2 separate regions of the Homo sapiens genome follow, and region 2 is linked to region 1. Evidence: chromatin loops called from intact Hi-C (ENCODE). Cell type or tissue: heart left ventricle. All regions are shown on one strand.

Region 1 (2,500 bases):
TTTTGAGACGGAGTCTGGCTCTGTCTCCCAGGCTGGAGTGCAGTGGCGCCATCTCGGCTCACTGCAAGCTCCGCCTCCCGGGTTCACGCCATTCTCCTGCCTCAGCCTCCCGAGTAGCTGGGACTACAGGCGCCCGCCACCACGCCCGGCTAATTTTTTGTATTTTTAGTAGAGACGGGGTTTCACCGTGTTAGCCAGGATGGTCTCGATCTCCTGACCTCATGATCCGCCCGCCTCGGCCTCCCAAAGTGCTGGGATTACAGGCGTGAGCCACCGCGCCCGGCCCCAAAACAAATAATTTTAAAAGAAACAAAAATTTAAAAAACAACTAACAACCAGGAATAACCCTCTCCTTTGAGAACCCCAATACCACCTCACAATACACATAATCATGAGAATCTGTATTAAGGGTTTCTCACCCTTAATACAGGAAGTTGCCATACAAAAGGAAGTATGCAGACGTCGCTCTGTGTCTCTTAAAGTTCCAACGTTTCCTTACTCATAAATGACAAAGAGTGCTCTTCAGATTGACACATCAGGTTGCAGCTCTTCTCTGCTTGAAATCCCTCTGTAGCTTTTCAAGGTAGTGTCCCCTCCTTCGAAGGGAACAGCAGCTCCTTTGTGACCAGGATCCAGCACACGTTTCGTCTCCTATTTGTACTCTCCGGCTCTTGTGTGCTGGTCTTCTCCCTCCAGCTCCAGGGAATGATGTGCGTTTTCCTGGCATTTGCCTTCTGCCTCTTTCCTGGATCCGGGCTGTTTCCACTTCCTCCCCTCCCCACTCCCACGCCCCTGCCCATCACCTACTCATCCTGCAAGTCTGACCTGAAGCCCTGCCTCTTGTGCAAGATCTCCGGACCCTCAGCAGAGACCTCCCTCCATGCTCCTGTTGCAGGACTTTCCCTTAGTTCAGCTGCAAGATCTCCGGACCCTCAGCAGACCTCCTTCCCTGTTCCTGTTACAGGACTTTCCCTTAGTTCAGCCAACCACGGGGTCCTTGTCCGTCCCACGGCCACGAAAATGTAGGCTTGCAGACGGTTTGAAGGGTGAGTAAAGCAGGGTTTTATTGGGTGAAAAGGAAAAAAGGGAGGAAAAGGGACCCTCTGCGAAGCCAGAGTCCCTGCTGGTGCCCTTCCTGTCTGCCAATTTGAATCCTAGATTCCACCCAGAAAGAGGTGGGGCCGGGCTCCTCCCCAGTGCGAAGGGCGTGAACTTGCCGAGGGTCCACCCCGGTGCACAGGCCGGTTGGAGATTGCTGTCTCACTCCCATTGTACATAGTCATTACCTCTCATTGTTTCTATTTTTTCCCTCTGAGAGAGGTGAGCCTCTTAAATGCAGGAGTGATTTTATCTTTTTGTCTTCCCAGTGCATGGCACATAGTTGATTTTTTGTTTTTTTTTTTCCTGAGACAGGGTCCAGCTCTGTCGCCCAGGCTGGAGTGCAGTGGCGCAATCTCGGTTCACTGCAGCCTTCACCTCTAGGCTCAAGTGATCCTCCCACCTCAGCCTCCCAAGTAGCTGGGACTAGAGGCATGCACCACCGCACTTGGCTAATTTTTGTATTTTTAGTAGAGATGGGCTTTCGCCATGTTGCTCAGGCTGGTCTCGAACTCCTGAGCTTGAGTGATCCACCTGTCTCAGACTCCAAAAGTGCTGAGATTACAGATGTGAGCCACCGCACCCAGCCAAAAACACAAATAAGTGTATTAATAGTGTGAGGCATTGCAAAATATTGCTGAGAATACAGTTCACTAGTATCATCATCATAGAGCACAAAACAAATTCTGATATTATTAAGAATATCAGCCAGGTGCAGTGGCTCACGCCTGTAATCCCAGTACTTTGGGAGGCTGAGGCAAGCAGATCACCATGTTGAGAGAGAGACCATCCTGGCCAACATGGTGAAACCCCGTCTCCACTAAAAATACAAAAATTAGCTGGGTGTGGTGGCACACACCTGTAATTCCAGCTACTCGGGAGGCTGAGGCAAGAGGATTACAGCCAGGCATGGTGGCTCACACCTGTAATCACAACACTTTGGGAGGCTGAGGCAGGCAAATCACGAGGTCAGGAGTTCGAGACCAGCCTGGCCAACATGGTGAAACTCTGTCTCTACTAAAAATACACAAATTAAATGGGTGTGGTGGCGGGCGCCTGTAATCCCAGCTACTTGGGAGGCTGAGCAAGGGGAACCATTTGAGCCCAGGAGGTGGAGGTTGCATTGAGCCGAGGTGACAGGGTGAGACTCCATCTCCAAAAAAAAAAAAAAAAAAAGAATATCGTAGCTCTAACACATACATAGAAAACTCATTCTATTAGAAATTAAATTATACTAATATTATTGACAATCACTTTTATAGCTGTCATTGTAAACTCAAAGACAAGAAATAAATTCATCACGAGAAAACATAAAACAAGTACTTAGCCTTATTGTTGAGTTGCCTTTTACTGAATGGTACCTCAGTTCTTGGGATAAAGTTTGAAACAGCAACTGGAAGGA
Region 2 (2,500 bases), 180 kb after region 1:
CTGGACATGGTGGCACGTGCCTGTAGTCCAAGCTACTCGGGAGGGTGAGGCAGGAGAATTGCTTGAACCTGGGAGGCGGAGGTTACAGTGAGCCAAGATTGCGCCACTGCACTCCAGCCTGGTGACAGAGCGAGACTCCATCTCAAAAAAAAAAAAAAAAAAAAAAAAATAAGCTGGAGTCTCCAAAATAACCAAGTACTATAAAACTTCCCTAGTGTAGACAATCTCAAAATGACTTCTCAGATTTCTGCCCAGCTGGGATATTTGTTTTAAAACTGCAGTTTTGGCCGGGTGCAGTGGCTGACGCCTGTAATCCCAGCACTTTGGGAGGCCGAGGTGGGCAGATCACGAGATCAGGAGATCGAGACCAGCCTGGGTAACATGGTGAAACCCCGTCTCTACTAAAAATACAAAAAAAATCAGCTGGGCATGGTGGCGGGCGCCTGTAGTCCCAGCCACTCGGGAGGCTGAGGCAGGAGAATGGCGTGAACCCGGGAGGTGGAGCTTGCAGTGAGCCCAGATTGAGCCACTGCACTCCAGCGTGGGCAACAGAGCAAGACTCCATCTCAAAAAAACAAACAAACAAACAACCAAACAAAAATACACTGCACTTTTGATACTTGCTAAATACATTTAGTAACTAGAACTGACCTGTTACCCAACAGAGGTCCCTAAGTCAAAGAGCTGCTCTAGATAATTTTAAATGAGTACTACAGTTATCGAAGAGTTCTGCATTATATAACTTGCTCCCAAGTTTTCTCTATGAAATCATTTTTATAGAGATTTTCTGGACCTATAGCTTCACATAAATCTCAAAGACTCAAACCAATGCACTTCAGGGACAGTGCATCTGAAACAGCCTTTTTATTGCTTTGTAATTATCACCTACCATATACAAGGAAACATCTCATTTGTGATAATTATAGAGAATTTGTAAATGAAAGAGACCTCCCAAAAATCACCTAACATTCTATGCTTGTAAAATCTTTCCCTCCTTTCTTATTTGACTCAAAGCTAAACTATCTTCCCAGGCATGATTTCTAGGATAATCAGGTGTGAATTCTGTCAGTTATCACAGCTATTATAATTATCGTGTCAATTATTAATAAAGTTTTTATGCCTCAGTTCTCTTGAGAAAAAGCATAACAAGTTGGCTCAAAGGATCTTGAAATGCTTTTGTTTTATTAGCTTCTATCTTAAAGAGTTTCTCAGAAATCCCATTAACCATGAATAAACAATTGCTTGAAATACACCAGTACCTTCTTTTTGCTTCTTTTCCTGGAGGAGTTGAAGAGAGAGACAGTCCACAATGTTTGGAGAATTCTTCTTCATCAGCATATATAGCTGTGCTATGTAAAGGAGGATCTTTCAAAAGACAAAAAAGAAGCACAACTTTAAAAGTCTGGCTATTTGGGCAGTACTGTAGTTTATTCCCTTACAATGGAGTACAAAACAATCTTTGTTCAACTAACAAAATCAAAATCAATTACACAGGCCACTTCCCAAATGTTTTTGATCTCACACCTCAACAATAAAAATTGTAAACCCTATCACCAATAAATACATGAATATTTATGAATAATAAACCTTTATTACTGCACTTACATGGAATTATTTTTGGTTTCTGAAACAGGGCCTCACTCTGCCGCCCAGCCTGGAGTGCAGTAGTGCGATCTCAGCTCACTGCAGCCTGAAGCACCTGGGCTCAAGCGATCTTCCTGCCTCAGCCTCCCAAATAGCTGGGACTACAGGCACATGCCACCATGCCCAGCTAATTTTTTAATTATCTGTAGAGACAGGGTCTCACTATGTTGCCCAGGTTGGGGAAATTTTAATGAAATAAAAATATAAATCGGAAGTCCAACATTTTCTTTCCTCATCCCTGTCAGGCGTCATACACTCTGCATGAGAGACCACTGCATTAAACTATAAACTCAACAGGCCTAGAGAGGTCACCTCACAAAGTACCCTGCATATAGTGGGCCCTCAGTATTTTTGAATGAAAAGCCCTTTGGGGAGATTCCAGGCCTCCCTTACTTCCTCTCTGCTTTACTCTGGGATGCCAGAGCCTTTAGATAACATAAAAAGATACCTTGAATGAGGAAGAAGATAAAAGAGAAGGAGAGCAAATGAACTTGGTGGAAAGGCACAGAAAGGAGATGCTAAGAGGAGAAAGATGCTCCTAGCGGGTGCTCAGGAAAGAGGAGTAACAGGAGAGACCCAGGACTTAACGCAGGGGTAGAGAGCTTGGAGAAGAAGAGGTGGCCAGTGGTGACAGAGCTGAACTGCTGTAAGGGGGCCTGGTAAGAGCCAAGCAACCATTTCTTCATGCTCAAAGTTTAGCATGACAGTGCAAACTTCAACATTTTTTCAACTAAACAGCTGCTTAAATAATGAACATATCAACTGCACAATTTTTAAGTTAGTAGTATACTTTGTATTGCCCTCCACGAGGCAAAGGGATTTATTTACTCTATTGCTGTGAATAACAAGGGGGGAA

What was found. Peaks named below come from ENCODE experiments on the same cell type or tissue, not always from the same donor. Only the 100,000 strongest peaks of a DNase experiment are listed, where the experiment ranks them.
Region 2: it touches region 1 in a loop (2.5-fold over the local background); 17 of 110 quality-filtered maps call a loop at or near these places.

Annotation. Positions count from the first base shown.
Region 1 is chr4:184,548,039-184,550,538 of GRCh38, forward strand. No RefSeq gene overlaps it. Among named protein-coding and RNA genes, the nearest start is that of LINC02427, 12 kb to the left of the region's middle. In heart left ventricle, no CTCF peak of the experiment used is centred here; a DNase peak (open chromatin) is centred at 1,213; H3K4me3 peaks cover 709 bases.
Region 2 is chr4:184,723,698-184,726,197 of GRCh38, forward strand. CENPU (centromere protein U) reads right to left here. Exons shown (of 13, transcript NM_024629.4): 4 at 1,260-1,365. Among named protein-coding and RNA genes, the nearest start is that of CENPU, 9.1 kb to the right of the region's middle. In heart left ventricle, no CTCF peak of the experiment used is centred here; no DNase peak of the experiment used is centred here.